3 separate regions of the Homo sapiens genome follow, and all the other regions are linked to region 2. The links are chromatin loops, found by intact Hi-C in ENCODE. Cell type or tissue: Calu3. All regions are shown on one strand. Links, peaks and the distances in the headings refer to the core of each region. The heading gives the core; the rest is flanking DNA. Region 1 overlaps IKZF3 (IKAROS family zinc finger 3). Region 2 has its middle 20 kb from the start of ZPBP2. Region 3 overlaps IKZF3 (IKAROS family zinc finger 3).

Region 1 (8,423 bases), core at 1,753-6,752, 120 kb before region 2:
GGGATACATGCTGCTGATAACTGGAACCATCTCCGAGGTGGGAGCAGGCGGTGTCTGGACCAAGGGGCGCAGGGCTTCGGCGCCAAGATAGCTGATGGCGTTATTGATGGCTTGGTCCATCATGCGGGTCTGTATGAGCTCACTCTCTTTCTCATACATGTAACTTGAATTATAGTTGACATCAAAGCAGTGGCGCTTCTCACCTGGAACAAGTGACAGAAAGGGTTACAAAGGGAACACTGCCAAGGCAGAGAGTTTGTAAATATTTTCTAGAGACCTCAAAAAGGGAGGAGAGTTAAGTTGCCTGCTGCTCAAGAAGACCAAGCCTGGCAGAATGGTTTCCCATGGTGCTGTCTCAGGGGACACTGGTCGGCAGCAACGTGTTTGGATGGTTAAAATAAAGCCAGCAGGCAGAAGAGAGGGGCAGAGATGTGGTTCAGTTGAGGCCACATGGTAAGGTATGCCCACTGTGCATGTTAGAGGAGAGCCCTCAAGAAAGGAGGGAAAGAAGCAGGACACTAGGATGGGGCTAGAGGGACAAGGGAGCCACCAGCCCACAGGAGCCTGGGACTTCTGCTATAGTTCATGATCTCTTAAGACACAGTCGGCTCCCAACTCTTATTTTGCTTTTGCTTGTTATTTTCTGCTTGCAATATTAGGTAGCCAGGGGGACAGAAGTGCTGCAAAGAGTGGGGACACTCGGTGCCTCACCTCGGCAGCTTTTTAAATAGCTACAGAGATAGAGAAAATAGCCCCCCAGACTCCAACTGGCTACTCCCCAAACTCACCCGTCCTGGCTGACTGAGACTGAAGTGAAAGAGCTTCAAATGTAGAAAGTTTGAGAAAAGTTTTCTTGAGAAGAGATCATGGTCTTTGTCCCTTTCCTAACGTGTGTTTCTCTTCCTTTGCTTGGCAAGTGTATCTCTGATACACATGTGATCATTAGGGCCTATCTCACACTTAACTGAAAAAATATACTTGTGGTCACCCTCTCCTACTTCTCATGTCAAACTGCTGAGAAGTTTTGAAAACAGAGTTTAGCCACCTTCAGAGTGTGTGGGTGTTGTGTGTTAGAAAACAGAGGCTCTCTGGTCACAGGGAAGGCAGGGATGGGGACTGCAGTGAGGGCAGATGTGCTCAGTGGTGAGTGGTGGGGAGAGGGGAGAGAAAGCGAGGAAGTGGAGCCGAGTGCTGGAGGTGAGGCTGAGGTCACTGTTGAGCCTCTCCATTCTGTCAGCTTGGATCCTGGAGGGATTTGCTAAACCATATCCTTCTATAATGTTTCCTAGTCATGTTGAGATTCCAAAATTTGTCACTGCCCTACAGTAAAGGGTTCAGCAATGAAAATAAAGAAGAAGAAGAAAAAATGCCATGAGAAAACAAAAGGATTGGAAGAACCAGTTCCTGTTCTTGAGGTGTCTCCAACCTAGTGGATGAGAAATAAGACCTATATATATATAGAACTCGAGAAAAAGTATAAGTTAAAAGTTGGCCGGGCGCGGTGGCTCAGGCCTGTAATCCTAGCACTTTGGGAGGCTGAGGAGGGAGGATCACTTGAGCCCAGGAGTTCGAGACCAGCCCGGGCAACATGGAGGAACCTTGTCTCTACAAAAAAATACAAAAATTAGCCAGGCATCTGTAGTCCCAGCTACTCAGGAGGCTGAGGTGGGAGGATCACCTGAGCCTGGGAGGCAGAGATTGTAGTGAGCTGAGATGGCACCACTGCACTCCAGCCTGGGTGGCAGAGTAAGACCTTGTCTCAAAAAAAAAAGTTGTAAAAGGACTGCTTTGCTCTATGGAGGTCTTTGCTTTTATTCTAAATGCCCACATTTGAGGCATTTAGGCAGGGAAGTAACGTGTTCTTTAAAAAGAATAATAAGGTAACATACAGGCATCGGTGAGACAATTTGGTATAAATTGTATATTTAGGCATTAAGGGAATGCAGAAACTTCAGAAGTACTTGGGGAAGGGAAAGCATTCTTGGAAAATCTAAATTTTGAGAAGGGTCTTGAACTGGAAGAATTTAGATTTTCAGAGAAGCGGGAGAGGACATCCTAGTTGAGGGGGAGTGCAGGAATGAAGGCAGAGAGGTGGGACTACACGGGACGTGTGCAGAAAGCGAGTCTGGCTGAAACGCGATCAAGAAGTATGAAATACAGTATTTCTCAGGCTTCACTCTTCCTTCACATTCTGCAATATCCACACACCAGGGCAGTGTGGTGGTTGAGAGAATAAACTCTGGTGTCAGATGGGCTGGGTTTGATGCTGGCTCCATTGGTCACCAGTTTTGTGACCTTGGGCAAGTCACTTAACCTATGTTCCGTGTCCTCATGTAAAGTGAAGATAATTGTATGTACCTCACAGGGTCACTGGAAAGCACTTAGAACAGGGCCTGCCACATGGAAAACACTTGGTAAATGCTTGGGTTTTTTTCCTCTGTTTGATTTGGTTCACATTTTCTTTCTTTTTTTCTTTTTCTAAAATAAATGTGGTTTTTAAGGAAACTTTATATCACTAACATAAACGGAAAACCAGAATCACTTTCCACAAGTAGAAGGTAACTATGAAAAATAAAGACAATGAAACAGAGCATTTCATTAAATTTTGATCGGATACTACTGTGAGTACTTGGAGACTAAGATCCCTTCCCCCTTTGTTAAAAACAGAGATTACCAAGTGTGAGATTAGTGTTAAAGACAACTGGCATCAAATTAAGTCTAAATTTTTCTCCTTAGTATGATCCAGGAGACTGAAAGAGAACTGGAAAGAAAATAATTATCCTGCTGTGTGGACCCAGGTTTTTAAATGCTCCATGTGCTTGCTGGCAATTTGCATCCTACATTTGGGGAAACACTGAAAAAAGATAATGCATGGTAGGACCGAATGGTGGGCATTCCGAATGGCCCACTGTAGGGTGTGAATCCGAACCAAGAGCCAAGGCTACCTGCCCTTGAGAAAGACAGGTTTGTGGTTAACGTAACAGCAATGTGTAAGGCAGACCAGAACAGTGAGAAATTGGAGCCAGAAGAACCAGCTAAAAGATCTATTCCCATGAGATGAATTTGTCTTTGCATCCCCACAAGCAGCTGACCTTAAGGCCAACCTGATAGTTTCCAGAGAAATACCTGAGAGAGAAAAAAAATATGCAAACGAAAATACCCTGTCTTGGAAACTCAATGAGAAGCAACAGCAGAGTAGACCTTGGCCAAAGTAATCAATGTTTTTTATTTTCAGTTTCCAGATTGGATATATCTTTGGTCAAGGCCATCTGGAAGACTGAGAACATGAGAGCCAGCTAAGGTCACAGACATTCATTCCCTAGAATGTGACACAGAAATGATGAACTTCGGTTTCTTGGCCTTTTTAAGGTTATTGGTTATTTTCCACTGTGGCCACCTCTATTCATCTCCCTAAATACCAGGGGTCCTTGAGAAACTTTTTCTCTTTTCACCCAACAGAGAGGCTCCAGAAGGTTTCTGGGTGGGGTAGGCACATCACAAACTCTGATTTTATCCTTTCTCCTAAGAGTTTGCTTTACTTAACAAGGCCTACAATTTCACAATCTATACCACCTGCAGCATATGTCAGAAAACAGCTGAGTGCTAAAATTGTAAAAGGCAAAACATTAAGAGGAAGATAAACCCCTGGATGAGTGGAAATATGTGACTGAATTCTGTAGTTAACACAGACCATTGTTCATTGTTAAGGAGATGGGGCAGCCTCAGATGTTCACGTGCATGCAACTTGCAATCATCAGATCCCCTCGTCTCTGAGTTACGGTAACTTGAGCAGTGCAGATGATTATCAGTCACCTGTAGACACGATGACTCAATGTGTATGAAACCCAGAAAGGGTAAACTACAGTAATTGAAAAGCCAACAGCTCACGTTTCTTTAGTAACACACTCATAAAAAAGGTTAGTCAAACCACAAAAGTGTAACTGCTTCCAAACCTGCACGGAGCATCTGGTCCAGCTTCTAGTCAAAATCACACCACGCCTTTGAATGATTCATGATACCAGCTTCAGGCTGAATTAGAGGTCTTCTTCCAACAAAAATACACACGGCAACAGCAAGTCCTAAGTTTAGAAACTAAGGCTGCCTGGTTGGGCCATTCCCTACCTGTGGTTCTTTTTAAAGGTGTCAATGTCTTATATCTTGGCTTTGTTAACTCTAAACTAAGAAACCACCTGACCTGAACTGATGCAATGTGGTGAGGACATATGGTTGTTGGCTTCTAAGTGCCAACTTGGAAGTACAGAATCACAGGCTAGAGCTAAAAGGGCCCTTAACTGAGCAAGTGGATTCAGAACTCTGTCTGCAGGGTTGAGGGGGAAGACCCACCACCCTAATATGTTTACTTCTGGTCTTTATATTTCACAGTACCTTGCACTGTGCCTTATATACAATAATCCCAATAATGATAAGTACTATTTATTGAGCCCCTGCTGTATCCACCGTGCCATCCTAGATACTTTGCATACTGTCTCATTTTACCAGCCCATTAGGGGTTGATACTTTTTTTTTTTTTTTGAGACAGAGTCTTGCTCTGTCACCCAGGATGGAGTGCAATGGTACGATCTCGACTCACTGCAACCTCCGTCTCCTGGGTTCAAGTGATTCTCTTGCCTCAGCCTCCCAAGTGTCTGGGACTACAGGCACGTGCCACTATGCCTGGCTAATTTTTGTATGATACCTTTTAAGGTATGAATTATCATCTCTTAGATGAAGAACCTAAAGCACAAACAGTTTGATTCACTTTCCAAGATTGCCCAGTTGGTGAACAGAGAACCAGGATGTAATCCAAGAGCCCACATATCCCAGTATATGTTTGAGTGTTAACTGATGTTTCCTGGCTGCTACCTTGCCCATGGCTGCACAGCCCCACCACCAGCAGTGACTTCAGGTTTTCTGCTGTGATGGTTCCCATAGCAGAGGGAAAGGGGGCTTAGTGGCAGCAACTGCTTTTTCCACATGGACCAGCACATGCACTCAAGAAGTATATGCTGTGCAGAGTTGTTATGATATCTATAAAGTGCTTAGCAGTGCCAGGCATGTGTAAGCACTCTATTCCCATTATTTGCTTAGCACCATGGTTAGGTGATTTGAGGAATACAACAAAATTGCAATCCACTAGAGGAGATGCAGCATGTACATCATTTCATGACAAATCAGTATCCTTAATGCTACATGGTAGAACAAAACATAGAGTAGCCAAGAGAGTGGAAAGAGAAAACTGAATTACTTCTCAAATATGCCACACTTAATATGGGGCAAAGATTCATCTATTCTTTAAAGTCTCCTTGAAATCAGAGGTGGTGGTAGTGACGGTGGTGGAGACAGTCATATCTATAATAAGAAGCAGACTAGTAAACTCGCCTGGAGTGCAGAGGGAGGATGGAGCAGAGAGAGAACACAGGGGTGTGGGAATGTGGACAATGTGTGCTTCTTTTTATTTTTTATTTTTGAGACAAGGTCTCACTCTGTTGCTCAGGTGGGATTGCAGTGGCGTGATCACAGCTCACTGCAGCCTCAACCTCCTGGGCTCAAGTGATACTCCCACCTCAGCCCCCTAAGTAGCTGGGACCACAGGCCCATGCCACCACACCTGGCTAGGTTTTTGATTTTTTTTTTTTTTTCAGAGACAGAGTTTCACTATGTTGCTTGGGCCGGTCTCAAATTCCTGAGCTCAAGTGATCCTCCCACCTTGGTCTCCTAAAGTGCTGGGATTACAGGCATGAGGCACTGTGCCTGGCCTACAATGTGTATTTTAAGGGCAGATGTGAGGGAGGCCATTCAGACAAGAGTGAGATATTACACAGAAGAGGGAGGAGGAGTTCATTGTGGCTGAAGTAAAGGACTGGTTGGCTGAAATGATAAAATTAGAAGAGGTAAGTTGAAGACAGATTGTGGAGGGCTCAGAAGGCCTGACTGAATGGTTTAGATTTGATTCCACTGGGAGCCATTGAAAGGTTTTTTTGAAGAGGGGGGCAAAATGATCGAACCTTTAGAAAAATAACAGAAATCCAATATTTAGAGTCACCATGATGGGGTAAGGTGAAATATTCAGGTCTTAAGTCTTAAAGTTCTTCAAGTCACTTAAATGTGTTTGCTGCTGCGTCATATAATTTCCCACAAGTGTTATCCCTCACTCTTACTATCAGCACACATCCAAAAGCAAATGAACAAAAAAGGCAGGAAAATAGAATATCCAACCATCATCATGGCTCTGATCTCAACCTAAGTGAAACTAACACTTCTTGCAGGAGGTGGAAAACAGAGGGGAGCCAGAGAACAAGAAGAAACAGGAAGGAGGAAAGAACAGAGAGAGCTGTGGGGGTGGCACTGGGGAAAGCTGAGCTGGAGACCACATTTGGTTGCTGCAGAAGTCTTTGTCCTCTGTGAGACACTGGGAAGTGCTGTGTGGATGTCATCTGTTCTCATGGAGTCACCAGGGAAGACTGTTCTTTTCTAAAGAGAATCACCCTTGAGGGAGAACAATTGCCCTTCTTCAAGGGTTTTTTTCCTCCTATCAATTTTCTTTTTTGTTTTTGAAACAGAGTCTTGCTCTGTTGCCCAAGCTGGTGCGATCTCGGCTTACTGCAACTTCTGCTTCCTGGGTTCAAGTGATTCTTGTGCCTCAGCCTCCCAAATAGTTGGGATTACAGGCACCCACCACCACACCTGGCTAATTTTTGTATTTTTAGTAGAGATAGGGTTTCACCATATTGGCCCGGCTGGTCTTGAACTCCTGACCTCAAGTGATCCACCTGCTTAGGACTCCCAAAGTGGGGAATTACAGGTGTGAGCCACTGCACCTGGCCTCTCCCACCAACTTTCAATGACCAGACTCCTTGCTGTCCAAAGCCCCGCGCATGACATGCACTGCTCTTGGTCACCTCCTGGGGAAGGAAGGGCCTGGACTGCAGTGCCTTATAGGCCGAGGTCTGGCGCTGCTCTGTCACCTGCCAGCTGTGTCACTCCACCTCTCTGATCCTCCTTCCTTCCATGGTAAAAGAGCCTCACTGGTGGTTCCTAATAGCCCAAAAATACTATGACATTGTAATGCTTACAGGATTATGGACATCAGGCCTTTGGGAAGGGGTTGGAAAAATACTTTTTTTTCTCTTAGAAACAGGTATTAAAACTGCTTCCTGTTGCTGTTAACCAAAGCAGGCAATTTCTCATTAGTTACTTCACAGGGAGATCCGATGGTTTGTTGAAGTGTCAAAACCTCATTAACATGTTTACCACAGGTGAGTGAGATCTTTTTTTCATGTTCTTTTCGTTATGAAAACTTCCTTTAATAAAGTAATACATAAAACTTTTAAAATAAGGAGATGCTATGGTAACCACTTTGGTCTGAATAACATCTGTTTTTTTGGGAAAGAATAAAAATCAGGAGAAATATGCAGAAATGTAGTCATTTTTCTTCTGCATCCAAGAGAGAAATCCATTTTGAGCCAAGTATTTGAGGATGGCCTAGTTTGAAGTGTAGTCAAACAAGTTTATAACAGGAGAACAAGATTCAGAGAAAGGAAATCCCCTAAAGGACAGTATGTGCAAAGGAAGGTCTTCTTGTCCTTTGAAAAGAACAACTTAAACAGAATTATTCTGACAATGTAAAGATGGTGATTCCTGATGGACGTGTGTCCATTTTTTTTTTTCCCATTTGAAACAAAGACATACAAAATTTCTTGGAGAATTAGAAAAAAAAATATTTTTCTCCAACTTGAGAGCATGTTTGTGTCTCAAAATACATTTAGACTTGATCCAATCTGTCCCTCTTCCCCAGTTCATCTCTAATGGATGCAAAATGCTCCCTACTGGTAATTATCGCCAGCCCGCCTGAGATAGCAGCGGGCTGACCTGATGGTCTATTTTCACCTTTACCCTCACAGTTCAAGAGGTCAGGGAAGTCAAGGCTGGTCTGAGTGCTGTGCAACTGTCAGCAAGGATTAAAGGGAATGACTCACTCTTCCTTCACACCTTACCCATTGCCATTACCCTGGCAGCTGAATCTTCAAAAAACAGTGCCTTGGAGAGGAAATATAGGAGAAAGGAGAGAAGAGGAGAAGAGAAGGGAGGAGAGGAGGGAAGAGGAGGGGAGGGAACAAGAGGACAAGAGAGGAGAGGTGAGGTGAGGCGAGGCAAGGCGAGGGGAGATGGAGAGAAAACAGTAGCCCCATGTTTTACATCACTTCATCTCATACACTGCACAGTGTCACAAATAATGTTCCTTTCTCCCTCCGTTGACATTACTATTTTCTATCACAAAGGTTGATTCAATTAAATAATTTAAGGGGTTTCTTTTATTTTTAATTTTTAAAAACCTTTCAAACAAAAGTTTAGGATATAAGTTAATGCAAGAAGATTAGAACAGTGCCCAAAACAAGAATACCATATATATGACAGGAACTCTT
Region 2 (8,423 bases), core at 2,138-7,137:
ACTTAGAAAAGTTTCAAATCTTAGATTTTCAAATTAGGGATACTCAAACTGTATCTTTCCAAAATAAAGCAGTTCTAATTCCACCGCATATTGGGGGCTAAATTTTACCAGTACTGCTTATGTATCCTGCCGTGGTTTTCTAAGTGTGTTATATATTTACAGTTTTGTCTCTTGAAATAGACAATTTTACTCTGGCATAGAGCTATTTATTACTTCTAATGACATGTTGATGCTACTTTTAGGCATTTTATTTTAATTTTATTGCAATAGGTTTAGGGGTACAAGTGGTTTTGGTTTCATGGTTGAATTGTATAGTGGTGAAGTCTGAAATTTTAGGGCACCCCTCACCCAAGTAGTGTACATTGTACCCAATATGTAGTTTTTTATCCCTCATCCCCCTTCCACTTTCCCCTCTTCTGAGTCTCCAATACTCATACGCATTATACCACTCTGTATGCCTTTGCATACTCATTATTTAGCTCATACTTATGAGAACATATGGTATTTTGTTTTGTTTTGTTTTGTTTTTTTTGTTTCGAGACAGGGTCTTGCTCTGTTACCCAGGCCAGAGTGCAGTGGTACGATCTCGGCTCACTGCAGCCTTCACCTCCTGGGCTCAAGCAATCGTCTTACCTCAGCCTCCTGAGTAGCTGAGACCACAGGCATGCACCATCACACCCAGCTAATTTTTTTTTTCTTTGGTAGAGCCAGGTTTTGCCATGTTGCCCAGGCTGGTCTCGAACTTCTGAGCTCTAGTGATCCACCTACATTGGGCTCCCAGATTTCTGGGATTACAGGTGTGAGCCACCACACTCAGCCAGTATTTGGGTTTTTTTTTTTTTTTTTGGTTTTGGTTTTTTAAGACAGAGTCTCACTTGCCCAGGCTGGAGTGCAGTAGTGCAATATCGGCTCACTGCAACCTCTGCCTCTCTGGTTCAAGTGATTCTCGTGCCTCAGCCTCCCAAGTAGCTGGGATTACAGGCATGCGCCACCATGCCCAGTTAATTTTTGTAGTTTTAGTAGAGACAGTGTTCTGCCATGTTGGCCAGGCTGGTCTCAAACTCCTGACCTCAAGTGATCTGCCTGCCTTCGCCTCCCAAAGTGCTGGGATTACAACCATGATCCACTGTGTCCAGCCTGGTTTTTTACTTCTGAGTTACTTCACTTAGAATAGTGACCTCCAATTCCATCCAAGTTACTGCAAAATACATTATTTTGTTCTTTCCTATAGCTGAGTAGTATTCTATGGTGTATACATGCCACATTTTATTTATCTACTTGTCAGTTGAGGGGCACTTAGGTTGGTTCCATATCTTTGCAACTGTGAATTGTGCTGCAATAAACATATGCATGCTGGCTGGATGCAGTGGCTCACCCTGTAATCCCAGCACTTTGGGAGACCAAGGCTGGTGGATTGCTTGAGCTCAGGAGTTCAAGACCAGCCTGGGCAATGTGGCAAACCCCCGTCTCTACCAAAAATACAAAAAATTATCCAGGCTTGGTGGCTTACACCTGTAGTCCCAGCTCCTTCTAGGGGGCTGAGGTGGGAGGATCACTTGAGTCTGGGAGGCAGAGGCTGAAGTGAGCCATGATCATGCCACTGCACTCCAGTCTGGATGACAGAGTGAGACCCCATCTCCAAACAAACAAACAAACAACATATGCGTGCAGGTGTCTTTTTCATATAATGACTTCTTTTCCTTTGGGTAGATACCCAGTAGTGGGATTGCTGGATTGAATGGTTGGTCTACTTTTAGTTCTTTGAGAAATCTGCTATTGTTTTCCATAGAGGTTGTACTAATTTACATTCCCACCAGCGGTGTATAAGTGTTCCCTTTTCAACACATCCACACTGACATCTATTGTCTTTTGACTTTCTAATAATGACCATTCTGGCTGGGGTAAGGTGTTATCTCATTGTGGTTTTAATTTGCATTTCCCTGATGATTAGTGACGTTGAGCATTTTTTCATATGTTTGTGGCTCTTCAAAGGGTCACACGAGTCTGGACACAATGGCTCATGCCTGTAATCAGAGCACTTTGGGAGGCCAAGGCGGGCAGATCACCTGAGATCAGGAGTTTGAGACTAGCCTGGCCAACGTGGTGAAACCCTGTCTCTACTAAAAATACAAAAACTAGCTGGGCTTGGTGGCGCACACCTGTAATCCCAGCTACTTGGGAGGCTGAGGCAAGAGAGTCACTTGAACTCGGCAGGTGGAGGTTGCAGTGAGCCAAGATTGTGCCACTGCACTCCAGCCTGGTCAACAGGGAGACTCTGTCACACACACAAAAAAAGGATCACACGTTACACAAGCAGATACACAGTTTATCTGTGGTATTAAAATTTCATGGGAAGGCAATTGTGGGGGGAAGTCTTAAAAAAAAAGCTTCCTAAAGGAGGGGAAAAGAGGCTGGCAACCCCTGGCATAAAAGATTAAACCCAAAATTGGCATCCAAAGCCTTCTACGGTCTGGTTTCCATTGACCTTTCCACCTTGATTCCTATCATTCTACACTGGGGGACAGATTGGACTAAATCTCTTAAGTTCTCTTCCAGCTCTAAGAATGTAAAGGTCTTTTCAGTTTGAACCCTTTTCTGTAACAAGACTCATCTTGCTTTCTCCTAGACAGACTACACTTATTCCTCATATGTAGAATGCCCTTCCATCTTTGTTTCCACGTTATTCACAACACTTCTACCCACACTGATCAGTTTCTTCCATAAATGTATTGTCTGCTACTGCTAATTTTAGCATGGAACCACATTTTTGTTACAATTTACTTTTTTTCTTTTTTCTTTTTCTTTTTCTTTTTTTTTTTTTTTTTGAGACAGGATCTTGCTGCCTTGCCCAGGCTGGAGTGCAGTGGTGTGATCACAGCCCACTGCAGCCTTGACCTCCTGGGCTCAAGCAATCCACCTGCCTCAGCTTCTGGAGTAGCTGGGACTATAGGCATGTGCCACTACACCTGGCTGATTAAAAAAATTTTTTTTGTAGAGATGAGGCCTCACTATGTTGCCCAGACTGGTCATTTAACATTTTTAAGCCTCTTTCATTATTTGTAAAATGAAAGGATTATATTAAATCCATAATATCTCTTCCAGCACTGAATCTAGGTTTAATGTCTTTTCTATCTTCTGTATCCTTTCCCCACCATCCCCTACTAGAATAAACTCCTGTGAGCAGGAACTTCCTCATACTAACCTTTGAATGCCCCCCACATTTCTATGCATTATAGCTGTAATAAGTAATTGAACTGATTAAATTGAATCTGCATTCAGAGGTAAACTTGTGGTTATATCCTACTTGCTACTTATTTTGAATCTTGAGAATATTTGCAGCCAGGCATGGTGGCTCATGCTTGTACTCCCAGCACTTTTGGAGGCTGAGGCAGGCAGATTGTTTGAACCCAGGAGTTCAGAACCAGCCTGGGCAACATGATGAAACCCTGTCTCTACAAAAAAATTCAAAAATTAGCTGGGTGTGATAGCACACACCTGTAGTCCCAGCTACTTGGGAGGCTAAGGTAGGAGGATCGCTTGAGCCCAGGAGGCAGAGGTTGCGATGAGCCAAGCCAAGATCACACCACTGCACTCCAGCCTGGGCGACAGAGTGAGACCCTGTCTCAAAAAAAAAAAAAAAAAAGCCAGACATGGTGCCTCACGCTTGTAATCTTAGCACTTTGGGAGGCCAAGGTGGGCGGATCACATGAGGCCAGGAGTTTGAGACTAGCCTGGCCAACATGGCGAAGCCCCATCTCTACTAAAAAAAAAAAAAAAAAAAAAAAAAAATTAGCTAGATGTGGTGGCACACACCTGTAATCCCAGCTACTTGGGAGGCTAAGTCATGAGAATTGCTTGAACCTGGGAGGCTGAGGTTGCAGTGAACTGACATCCTCGCACCGCTGCACTCCAGCCTGGGTGACAAAATGAAACTCTGTCTCAAAAAAGAGAGAGAGAGAGAGATAATATTTGCCCCTTGATACATTGATTCACACTTTTTCCATCCCCTAACCCCGATCCATAGTAAACTATTTAAATATTATAACACAGTAGAATTAAAAGCTTGTGTTGAATTAATATTTTGCAAATGTTAACCCATTAACAACAAAATTAAATGAATGTAATATTCTTTATCTCATTAGCAGAGACACAAAGCCCTAAAATGGCAACAAAGTTATTATATCTTCTGACTTATTCAATGGAAACAGAAGTTGTAACAGCATTCCTACAATTTGCTGCTGAAAAAAATCCCACCCTTTCCCTTTTTTTTTTTTTTTTTTGAGATGGAGTCTCCCTCTGTTGCCCAGGCTGAAGTGCAGTGGCACAATCTCGGCTCACTGCAACCTCCACCTCCCGGGTTCAAGCGATTCTCCTGTCTCAGCCTCCCGAGTAGCTGGGATTACAGGCGCACGCCGCCATGCCTGGCTAATTTTTTGTATTTTAGTAGAGTTGGGGTTTCACCGTGTTGCCCAGGCTGGTCTCAAACTCCTGAGCTCAGGCAATCCACCCACGTTGGCCTCCCAAATTGCTGGGATTACAGGCATGAGCCACCGCACCTGGCCTCCCTCTTTTTCATCTTGATTCTGTATGTGTACATTTGTAGTACTTAGAAGTCACATTTCACAGGATTGTACCTACCAAAAGAGTCAGTATTGAGAATTTTGTATTTTGTACTTCTGCAAGAGTATTTTCCAACACTAGTGTATTATTAATAAACTAATGAACATTTGGTTTTCATTTGCTTGTTTCAACAACCATTTTGGCATGTATGTGGTGTTAATAGCTTAATGCTTTGAACTGCAGGTGCCATATCTTCATGTATTGTAAATGTTTCTGTCTGAAGCAGTTAGAAAAACTAATGGATCTACTTAGTTCAGATTTAGTAAAATTTTCTGGTCGTATGTGAAAGCATTAGTTTATTGAAGTATAAGAAAATCACTGATTACAAACTTTCAAGAGCACAAACATTTAGCCTCTATGGACATATTAGCTAGCCTATCAGAGGTATTATTGGGGAATAAAAGGCTAACAGTTTATGTACCTTTCTAATCAATGATTAATAAAATCTCTTGTAAGAGCCTGTGTGTTGTCACCGGACATTTTTATCTTACCTTAGGCTTTCTTATCAGCTGCAAAGCAGACTATCCTGAAATTCTTACCAAGATATGTGTTCTTAGGTTACCTGTGTATTAACCTGCTCAGAATATCCAGAAGAGAAGATGTCCAAATGTAATCTAGGCTGACCTTTTTCTGCCAAATTGTTTCAGTTGCAGATTATGGACTCTTGCCTTTCATTTTCATTATATTCTTACAGTTTTTTGTTTACTTCACATCTTTAAAAACAAAACATTACAGGTTCATTTAAAGCCTCTTTATACTTTTCTTCTACCACTATTCTCTTATCCCCCCCAAGAATTAATCACCACTCTGAAATTGGTAGGTATCCCTCCCATGTAAGTTTTTTGTTGTTGTTGGGTGGGGGTTGTCTTTGTTTTTGTTTTTGTTTTTTCTGAGACTGAGTTTTGCTCTTGTTGCCCAGGTTGGAGTGCAGTGGTATGATTTCAGTTCACTGCAGCCTCCGCCTCCCAAGTTCAAGCGATTCTCCTGCCTCAGCCTCCTGAGTAGCTGGGATTACAGGGGGCGCACCACCATGCCCAGCCAATTTTTGTATTGCCCAGGCTGGTCTCGAACTCCTGACCTCAGGTGATCTGCCACCTCGGCCTCTCAAAGTGCTGGGGATTATAGACATGAGCCACCACGCCCGGCCTTAAGTTTTGTAATCATTTAATTTTTACATCAAAGGTGTAATGCGTATGCTTTGCAACTTTCTTTACCCATATTTTAAAAAATTCTGTTAACACATGAAGATTTGATTCCATTCCTCCTCTATTCCACTACATTAATATGGCAATATGTATTATTTTCCATCTATTAACTGTATGTGCATCAGTCAGGGTCCAATCTCGAGACAGAAAATACACAGTAATTTGATTAGAGGAAGTTTAATATGAGGAATTATTAAATGTAACAAGGGATTGGAATAATAAGGAATTGCCTAGTAAGATGTAAGGAGAACTCTAAAGAATAGAGGAATAACAGATATACATATATTTTTAAGGCAATACCACTAGGACTGAGAGTGTCTAAGAAAATCCACCATCCCCTAGGGCTGAGGTCCAGCTTGTTAAAATGAGCATAACCATGGGTCACCAGATGGAAGAAAAGTCATTGTCGTGCTAAAAATACACTCTCTAGAACTTGTCAGAGACCCACCCTCTGCGGTGCCAGGAAAAGCTGTACATAGGGAAGTTTCTCACTAGAGACACTCTGCTATAAAACCACAGAAGGAGGCCAGGCGTGGTGGCTCATGCCTGTAATCCTAGCACTTTGGGAGGCCAAAGTGGGCAGATCACTTGAGGTCAGGAGTTCGAGACCAGCCTGGCCAACATAGTGAAACCCTGTCTCTACTAAAAATACAAAAATTAGCTGGGTGTGGTGGTGGGTGCCTGTAATCCCAGCTACTTGGGAGGCTGAGGCAGGAGAATCGCTTGAACCCAGGAGACAGAGATGGCAGTGAGCCAGATTGTGCCTCTGCACTCCAGGGCAACAGTGACACATCATCTCTAAATAAATAAATAAATCCACAGAAGGAGGAGGAGTTGTCAGTGGTGCTGCTAGCCACCAGGCACTGCAGGGTATGGACAATGGAGAAGTTGAACATGCTACCAGAGCCTGCCAAAGCAAGAACTCAGAACCTACAGTGTCTCTCCAGCACCCCTTTCTGACAGTTCATTGTTGTGCCAGCTGGCAAAGGAAAAATATTATCAGAGCCCAGATTCATTTTCATAGAGCAGGCAAAAAGGATGAATTTGGAGCTGAGAGACAATAAGTTGCTAACTGTCACAGTCTAACCTTTTGGCTATTTGACGTCCACATGCACCTTTCTATACACATTTGAACTCTTGTTCATGGACAAAACAATTTTTATTTTTTGAGACAAGGTCTCTGTTGCTCCCGCTAAAGTGCGGTGGCACAATCATAGCTTACTGCAGGCTTTGAACTCCTGGGCTCAAGCGATCCTCCTGCCTCAGCCTCACAAGTATCTGGGACTACAGGCACGTGCCACCACACCCAGTTAATTTTTAAAATTTTTTTGTGGAGACAAGTTCTCTCTCTAGAACTCAGGCTGATCTCAAACTCCTGGGCTCAAGTGATCCTCCCGCCTCAGCCTCTGAAAGTGCTGGGATTACAGGCGTGAGCCACCTCACCTGGCCACAATTTTATATTCTAAGAAGATACATCTATCCATCTTAAAAGTACTTGCTGTTTCCCCAAAATGTAAAGATATGTAGTCCCAACAGTCATTGTTTCTATTGCTATTTTAAATACTTCTCAAATTCAGTCACAGTTCCACTGAATATTCTTACCTAAAGACTAAACTGTAAAATTATCTACCAACAATCTGTATATTAAAAACTGGAAAGGAGAGAGAAGAAGGATAGCATATTAAAATAAAGGTATTGGCTGGGCACAGTGGCTCACACCTGTAATCCCAGCACTTCAGGAGGCTAAGGCGGGTGGATCACCTGAGGTCAGGAGTTAGAGACCAGCCTGGCCAACATGGTGAAATCCCGTCTCTACTAATAATACAAAAATTAGCCAGGTGTGGTGGCACACACCTGTAATCCCAGCTACTCAGGAGGCTGAGGCAGAAGAATCGCTTGAGCCCAGGAGGCAGAGGTTGCAGTGTGCTGAGATTGTGCCACTGTGCTCCAGCCTGGGCGACAGAGCAAGACTTTGTCTCAAAATAAATAAATAAATAAATAAAGGTGTGAATACAAGAAGCAAAGAGAAAATATGCAAAGCTACTTTGTTTCTGTGATTGGTCATTAAGGTTGTAGTTTATACCTATGGCTTCCTTCTGCGGGAAGCCAATTCCGTGTTATTCTTGCCCTCAGTCAGAACTTCAGTTGCTGTGGGTTCTTTATGTGGTGGAATGACTGAAATTTTATTGCCAAAGTGTCTGAATCTTTATTGTTCTTACCCCTTCTCCTCCCCACACCTGTTTTTTGGTTGCTACGTAGTTTTCCATCAACCTTTACTATTGAAGATGGAAGAACTAGAGGTACCTCAGAGAATCTGGGTTCCAGACATAGTCCTCCTTTCTACCCTTGTGTAGCAACTCAGTTTCCCATTGGTCATCAGGATCATTCTCTCCAGCCAGATTAACTCTCCTTTCTCACCTCATCCCCTTTTTTCCCTGCTTAGTTCAACAACATATGGAGCCCAAAATGTCCAGGTGACAGTCTCATCTTCCAAACCAGGGAAGAACCATTGTGGTGTCTCCTTGTGGAAGCATCCCCCTCTTGGGAACAAAGATCTCCAAACCATCAAAGCTCAAAGTTACCAGGATAGAGAGCGAA
Region 3 (8,423 bases), core at 1,666-6,665, 80 kb before region 2:
AAGAAATTGAATGAATGAATGAATGAACTTCTTGGGCAGCCTGAACCAATTTAGTGATGATAACTAGGCCAGGCAGAGAAGAAGTAGTAGATCACAATAGACCCCTAACTTGTCTACAAGATTCTGATGCTGTCATGCAGTATGTAGTTTCTCTTAATGCATCAGAATAAGGTCCATGGCCCACAGTGATAGCCAGTCATCTAGTTGACTTCTTTGCCCATTGTGGTCTGGCTTCTGCCCTTCCTGCTCCACCATTTTGCAATAGGATGCCACTGGCCAGTCCCTGCTTTTTAAATCTCTTTCCTTGGCTTATTCTTTGCTGGTCCTACTCCTACCTCACTTATTTACTTATATCCTCTGTTTATTCCTCTTTCTCTATCTCCTAGATGTGAATTATTTCCTAGGGCCTATTTCTTGAAACTTTTGCCTTTTCACTTTACATACTCTGTCTCCTGATCCAAGTTTTTATTGCTGTTGACTCTCAAATTTTTATTTCCGGTAGACCTGGAAAGCCATAGACATATACTTCCTGACATGTACAATCACTTCCTGAATTTCCAACACTTATCTCACACTCAACAAGTTGCAAACAAGCTCCTTATCTCTCCCATTTCTTCTCCGCTTTTCCTATAATATTCCCCGTTGTCCTCTCTACATAGTGGCTGTTTGATGTCAACGTCTGTATATTATGCTGCTTCTATCAACATTTAGCACTGATACAGAGCTCAGTGACTACTTACCAAACAAACAAGGAAGTAAGGAAGGAAAGAAGATAAGAAGGAGGAAAGGAAAGCGTGAACAACTATACTATTATTTGCTTCAAGTACAAAATTAGGGTTGACAGTGTTTTTAAAAATTGTACAGATTGCAATTTTGCCTAAAGCTAGCATATTAGCCGAAGACAGAGGGAAAAAATAAATTGTTATTTCTAACTCAAGGTATAACAATCAGACCCAAAGCGTATAAAGGATTCTTGGATGAGAAGGAAATGAGTATAAGGATTAAGAATTAGAAGACTCTTGTTCTTTTTAGCATTACATTAAAATACAAAATAAAAATTAACATTTACCATCTGTAACATATTATTTAGACTTTTACCCATCTCTGGTTCTTCCCTTCCTTCTTCCCTGGTTCTCAAATAATGGAATTAGAGCACTGAGAAATAATAGAAGAAACTCAGCACTGACTTCTCCTGGGTGAATGTACAACATTAAAAGCACACAAGGGAATGAGCTATCTTGTCACTGGAACATGTTCATCCCTGGGGATAAAGTGTAACAACTGCTTAACAGCTGCCCAGTAACATACTTCAAGGCTGCAAGCAAAGATGCATCCTAGCTCTACTGGAAACTGCAGAGGGAATATTGTCTGGCAGAATAAAACTAGAATAGAATCTGGCCAACAAACTGCAATCTATGTCCTTTCTATTTCAAACAGCAGCTTCTAATGATCACAGAGAGGTTTCTACTAACAATATTCAAGTAATATTGGATGGGTATTGGTAATTACAGGGAAGGAACAATATGGTATTTAACTTATTTTTTTCCACTGAAAATAGAGTTGAATGACTTCTTTTTTTTTAAGTTTCTGATAAAAGAGCATGGGCTTTGGAGTAAGACAGAACCCAGGTTCAAGTTGTACTAACTAGCTGTGTGACCTCAGCAAGTAATTTGACTTCCGTGAATTTTCTCATTTGTGTTGCAGTAATGATAATATCTATACCTAATAGGGCTGTTACAGTAATGAAATTAAGCAAAATAATGTATATATAGGCGTAGCATAGTAGCTGGCACATAATATGTTCATGACCTTGAGACAGGCAAAGATTTCTTAGATACAGCACTGAAAACATGATTCATAAATGAAAATATCCTGCAACTCAGTAAGACAAATAATCCAATTTTAAAATGCACGAAAGTAGTCTTTAGCTTTTCTAAGGTAATAAATAAAATTTTTAAAACGCACAAAAGATGTGAATTAACATTTCACCAGGAAATTATATGAATGGACAACAGACCAATGAAAAGATGCTCATCATCCTCAGTCATTAGAGAAGTGTGAATTAAAACCATAATGAGATTCCACTTCACACCTGCTAGAATGGCTACTATAAAAAAGACACAATAAAGAGCGCTGGCAAGGATGTGAAGAAAATGGAACCCTCATCCGTTGCTGGTGGGAGTGTAAAATGATACAGTCATTTTGGAAAACAGTTTGGCAGTATGGTGGGCAGCCTTCTAAAACGGCTCCTAGCATTCACACCCTTGTGTAATATTCCCCTCCAGTGTGGGCTGGACCTAGGTGATTGCTTCTAATGAAAAAAACATGGAAAAGTGATGGAAGGTGTCTCTTCTGTGTTTAGGTTATAAAAGACTGTGACTTCCATCTCTCTCTCTCTTTCTCTCTGTGGTGTTTCTTGCAAGCTTCTCAGATGAAGTAAGCTGGAGAGCAAGGAGCTGAAGGCAGTGTCTGGCCAACCTCCAGTGAAGAAACGAGGCCTTCAGTCTAACAGCCTTCAGGAACTGAATCCTGACAACAACCACATGAGTGAGCTTGGAAACTGATCCTTCCCTAGTCAAGTCTTTAGATGAGACCACAGTTCAGGTCAGTATCTTGTTAGCAGCCTTGGGAGAGACTGAAGCAGAGGACCCAGATATGCTGTGCCTGTATTCCTGAGATAATATGTTTTAAGTTGCTAGGGTTTGGGGTCATTTGTCACACAGCAATCAATAACTAATATAGGGGTAGTTTCTTATAAAATTAAACATAAATTTACCATACAAGCCAACAATTCTAGGTATCTGCTCAAAAGCAGTGATAACCTATGTCCACATAAAGACTTGTACATAAATGTTCATAGAAGCTAAAAAATGCAAACAATTGAATGTCCACCAAACAGTGAATTGATAATCAAAATGTACTATATAAATACAATGATATTCTTTTTTTTTTTTTTTTTGACAGAGTCTCACTGTCACCCAGGCTGGAGTGCAGCGGCATGATCATGGCTCACTAGGCAGCCTCGACCTCCTAGGCTCAAGCAATCCTCCCACCTCAGTCTCCTGAGTAGCTGGGACTATTTAAATTTTTTTTTTTTTTTTTTTTTTTTTGTAGAGACGGGGCCTCTATATGTTTCCAGCTACTCGGGCGGCTGAGGTGGGAGGATCACTTGAGCCCAGGAGTTTGAGACCAGCCTAGGCAACACAGTGAGATCCCATCTCAAAAATTTTAAGAAAAAAGAAATAAAAGAAACAAACTACTGATACATGCAGCAACATAGATGAACTTCAAAAACATTATGCTAAGTAAAAGAAGCCAGAAACAAAATATTACATATGGTATTATTCCATTTATATGAAATACCCAGAAACAGTAAATCTTTAGAGACAGAAATAATTAGTGGTTGCCTGAGGCTGCAGGCAAGAATGGGGATCAACTACAAACAAGTACAAAGGGTTTTTTAGGGTGATGGAAATGTTCTAAAACATGGTGGTAGTTGTACAGCTCTGTAAATTTACTAGAAAAGTCATTGAATTGAACATTTAAAGTATGTAAATTATAACCACATTAAAGCTGTTTTAAAAAGAAATCTATACAGATAAACAAAACAAAATAAAATTGATAGCTCTGATACTGACTCTGATACTGACTCTGTCTCAAAATGGGAATGTTTAGCTACCCATTCACCAATGATTACAAGAAGCATCATGGTAAGTATAGTTTCTGAGCTATGATTACTTCCATATGACAAATGCTCAGAAGACTATTTTTAACTCCTTTTGTTCCTGTACAACTGATTTCATTCCCTTTCAACAAAATTAACAAGAATTAGCTTGTTGAAAAACACAAGGGCACCCGCTACTTGACAGTAGGAAAGGAAGGTTAAAAAATCAAGTATAAAAGAGTTGGCCTGATTGGACATTTCCCATACTTAGTTATTTTATTATCGATTTCAGACAAATACCTAACTACTGATTTTTGCTCTTTCTAAATTGGGCTAAAATTCATAAGGATCCAGATACATAAGGATATATTACTTCTTTGTTATATTTTGTGCTTTTATGGACCATACTGTCTCACTTTCTGTTCTGTTAATAATTTAGTGTGTTTTACTAGGCTGTGGTTATTAATTAGTTAATGAGCACTATCTCTGGACTGCAAAGCAGCAGTGATATAAATGCACCTGGGGAAGTTCACTGAGGGTTCATTCAGGAATGTGAGTTCTCTCGTAAGACAAAATAAGAAAATAAAGAATTATCTTTTCTTTACAGTCTGAGAGAGAGAGAGAACTAGTACAACCTGAAGGACTAGAACCGGAAAATCAAGCTGATGGTAAGTAAGGAATAGGTCATATAAAAATGCAAGAGAGAGTTCTGGGCTCCAAGTAATGAAAAGAGTAATAATGGACCATTAAGTAGTGTTTGTTCAAATGTCGGTGGATGGGAGGTATGACCACAGCCTAGGCTGACTTAACAGAAGTTAACAAAGAGCCTTTCCTATTTTCTCAAGGGCTGCTATGAAATTACTTAAGGAGTAAGAAAGGATAACAAAGGCCCTGGCTGAGATTTTTGCTTCTGTAGACGCAGGTGCAGAAAAGGCTGGTTCTAACACATCTTGTCAATGTCTTTAATGCCACCAGACTGATGAATATAGTGAAATATCTATCGTGATCCCATTTTTACTTATTCAGTTGACATAATTAGCAAATCTATTAAGGGTAAGGTCACAAATTATTTTTAGTTATTAAACCATAGGTCTCCATATGTTACTGTTTAGACAGTATCACCCAGTGCAGAATGTAGTTTTCAAGACTGTCATTCCTGCAACCTCAAATCTAGATCCAAATGCAGTCAGTTAAAGCAGATTTCAACCAGGCAGCTAAACGAGAAAACATCTGGACCTACCAGTCAAAATGAGAAAGGTCACATGTTAAACCCAGATAATCTTGTTTATTGGTGTTTGAAGGTTATACACCAAGGGCTGGATTACCAGGGTGCTCCTTTAGGCCTGGCTCTGACATCTTCATTCACCTGCTGTGTGTGTGACGCTTTAAAATCCAAAGCTTTGAAAGTACTGTGTTATTAGTCACTTCCAAATGTAATTTTCCTAATTCTAAGCCTGAATACTATGTCAACCTATTGCTAGACTGCTGATTAGATCCTGGAAGAAACCGCAAGACACAACTGTCAGGGGCAGATGATGTCTATTCTTTTAAAAACTGTTTTCCACATTTCCATTCAGCATTTTTCTATGGATGAAGCACCTGTAATTTTCTCCATCAAAATTAAGAAAAGAAAAGGCCTCTGAATAAGCAAGGAATAAAATTAAAAGATTGACATAGATTTCAGGATGATGATGAAGAAAGGGAGATTGAATCTTTCATTATTTTTCATAATTAGTATTATTTTATATACAAACAACTGAACCAAAATTGTTTATGTTGGAAGCAATTCCACATGCCAGTGCATATGAAACTATTATGAAAACAGCAAAGTCAAGTTTCTTAAGACTTTACATGCTTTGGTCAGATCTTTTTAATCTTTTTTAGGTTGTGAACATCTTTGAGAACTGTACTCTTTGCCCAGAAAAAGGTACACATGCCCATAAACACGAAATTTCACATACTATTGATTGATTTCTCAAACCCTGAGATCTCAGGTTGAGAATCTCTGCCTCAGGCCTTTAAATAGGCTCAGGCTTAAAGACACCTCTGTGTTATATTTTGTAAACTTCATATAATAGTGGTTGGCATTTTTCAAATTTTTTGCTCAAGCATCCTCAAAAGAATTTTGAAAAATTATATATCTCTCTTATACATAGTGGACATTAAGTACATACTAAGTTGACATCTATAATTTTTCATCATGAGTTTAACTATTTTTAAACAAAAGAATACAGTTTGTGTATTGTAAATAATGATAGTTTAAACCATTACCACACCCTTTCAAATGTATCTACTTAGGAATATATACATATTTGTGATTTAATTTACTCCATCATGAATTTAAAAATACATAAGTAAGCTTTTCAAGAAAGTCAGGAAATTTCTCTTTGAACTTCTATTTCCATTTCACTACCCCCATGGAATTTTCTCCTAATGTAGTACTCTTGTATGCTTGAGTCATCTATTGTTCATCCCATTATATGTATCTGCAGCAAAAAAAAAAAAAAAAACCCAATAAAATATAGTTACTTTTGTTAACATGAAGTGCTATGTGTCAAAATGTGTTTTCTTCTGGATTGAATTAGCATTACAATTATTAACATACAATTGAGTAAAACAATATAGGTATATTATAATTTGATCAATAATTACCAAATACAAAAAGTAAAATTTATTGGGACTGTATCTCCTAATGAGAAGGATAGAGAGGAAATAAGTTATGAAAATTTGATAAAAGAAATTATCTAATTGATCCTTTGTTTGGCATCTTGGAAGTACTTACACCTTAGAGGTGGGTGAGAAATGTTCTTTTCTTTTATAAAGTGGAGAAGGAAGGCTGGGCATGGTGGCTTATGCCTGTAATCTCAGCAATTTGGGAGACCAAGGCGAGAAGATCACTTGAGTCTAGGAGTTCAAGACCAGCCTGGGCAACACAGTGAGACCCCTCTACAAAAAGTTAAAAAATTAGCAGGGCATGGTGGTGGGTGCCTGTAGACCTAGTTACTCAGGAGGTTGAGGTGGAAGTATTGCTTGAGCCCACGAGGTCAAGGCTACAGTGAACTGTGATTACACCACTGCACTCCAGCCTGGACAGCAGAGCAAGACCCTGTCTGAAAGAAAGAAAGAAAGAGAGGGAGAGAAAGAAAAAGAGGGAGAAAGGGAGGAAATAAAAAAAGAGAAAGAGAAAGAGAGAAGGAAAGAAAGAAAGAAAGAAAGAAAGGGAAAGAAAGACAGAAAGGGAAAGAAAGAAGGAAGGAAGGAAGGAAGAAAGGACGGAAGGAAGAAAGGAAGGAAGAAAAGGAAGGAAGGAAAGGAAGGAAGGAAGAAAGAAAGAAAGGAAGAAAGAAAAGAAAAAGCAAGCAAGCTCAATGGCAGCAGTCTTCTAGGCAGATCAGTTTTAGGAAGAAGGGCAGAGAATATACTGAAGTTGCGGACCTGGAAATTGATTCTCTTAAAATTATCCCATGCAATCCTTGGAAAGTTTTCCCAGCATTTCAAGAACACTACTAAAATAAAAGACCCCAATGCCAAAATGTACTCACATGCTGTTCTTCACTTTAGTTAATGAACCAATAATTATTTAGTGAGCACTTGTGAACACTGCAGGGGATAAATGGATGAATGGATGGTTGGATGGAAAGGCAGAAAGAAAAATGGATAAACACTGAGCATTTACTATATTCCCAGAACTTTGGCACAAAAGAACACAACTATAAAAGACTGTTCTTGCCATGTCTTTGGGACACAATCAAGTACAATAACACCCTGCCACAATACAATGTGTACAAATTTGGATGTAAAAGGATTGCTGATTGCCTCCAGTTGTCTACCCTTGCCCACTTCTCAGACAAGAGCAAGCTAAAGTTCTTATGGGAATGGATAGGAAGTAATTGCTTCAAGATCATTTGGGTCTTTTAAGGTTTACAATTGTGTCCAGTTTAAACTTCACTGTCATTGCTTTGTGCTTTTTGTAACAGTATATTAAAAACAAAACAAAACACAAAACCACCTACTATATTTCATTTACTTGCAATAATATGACCCCCATATTTTACAAGATAAAATTTCGGGATCCCATCTACTATGTTGTGGAGAGAGCTCATGTACTCTTCTTGTCTCCGACACTATTCTCTTTCATGCAAACTACAACACAAAAACAAAAACAAAACAGAACACCCAAAACCCAAAATCCCTTTGGGCTGACAAATTACAAAAAATTTGATAGTTCTGATGAGCCAGGACAGGATTTTGTTCAGTCTTCAGTCCAGTGGTGTTCTGGTAATTGCTTAACAACCAGCTCAGGATCGGGGAAGGGCTTATTTGTGGCATTTGCTGATTTCAGTGGTATAAATACTCCACCATGGCCAATTTCAAGCTACCATCATGGAGTCAGCCAGCATACAAAATTGTTGAAAATTTAACAAGCAGCTATGAGCTGATTCTGGCACACCACTGGGACTCCTCATTTATCCCTCAGCAGGGTACCTTCCTCTAGCTATCAAATGGCACCAAGGTACACAATGGCTCGGGTCACCGTGCCTGGTGCCAAAGTTTATTTGAGAAGCAGAACTCACTTGGCAAGAAAAGCTGCTATGAAAGTTAGCAGGCACATAAGGGTGTTTCATGCGTTCTCTTAATCCAGCTGGAAGGAGGCACCAACACTACTGCTTAACAGACAAAGAATGCAAAAAGAGGCAGGGCGAAGTGGCTCACGCCTGTAATCCCAGAACTTTGGGAGGCCGAGGTGGGCAAATCACGA

Evidence for each region. Peaks named below come from ENCODE experiments on the same cell type or tissue, not always from the same donor. Only the 100,000 strongest peaks of a DNase experiment are listed, where the experiment ranks them.
Region 1: it touches region 2 in a loop (2.1-fold over the local background); 2 of 110 quality-filtered maps call a loop at or near these places.
Region 3: it touches region 2 in a loop (2.0-fold over the local background); 3 of 110 quality-filtered maps call a loop at or near these places.

What each region holds. Positions count from the first base shown.
Region 1 is chr17:39,766,291-39,774,713 of GRCh38, forward strand. It overlaps IKZF3 (IKAROS family zinc finger 3), which reads right to left. Exons shown (of 8, transcript NM_012481.5): 8 at 1-203. Among named protein-coding and RNA genes, the nearest start is that of GRB7, 33 kb to the left of the region's middle. RefSeq lists enhancers at 733-802, 6,372-6,431 and a silencer at 4,105-4,174. In Calu3, for the core only: no CTCF peak of the experiment used is centred there; DNase peaks (open chromatin) are centred at 3,861, 4,861, 5,409, 6,344 and 2 weaker places.
Region 2 is chr17:39,884,379-39,892,801 of GRCh38, forward strand. No RefSeq gene overlaps it. Among named protein-coding and RNA genes, the nearest start is that of ZPBP2, 20 kb to the left of the region's middle. In Calu3, for the core only: no CTCF peak of the experiment used is centred there; DNase peaks (open chromatin) are centred at 5,123, 5,653, 6,323, 6,653 and 6 weaker places.
Region 3 is chr17:39,804,460-39,812,882 of GRCh38, forward strand. The region is part of intron 3 of IKZF3 (IKAROS family zinc finger 3); the gene reads right to left. Among named protein-coding and RNA genes, the nearest start is that of IKZF3, 56 kb to the right of the region's middle. In Calu3, for the core only: no CTCF peak of the experiment used is centred there; DNase peaks (open chromatin) are centred at 3,911, 4,312 and 5,022.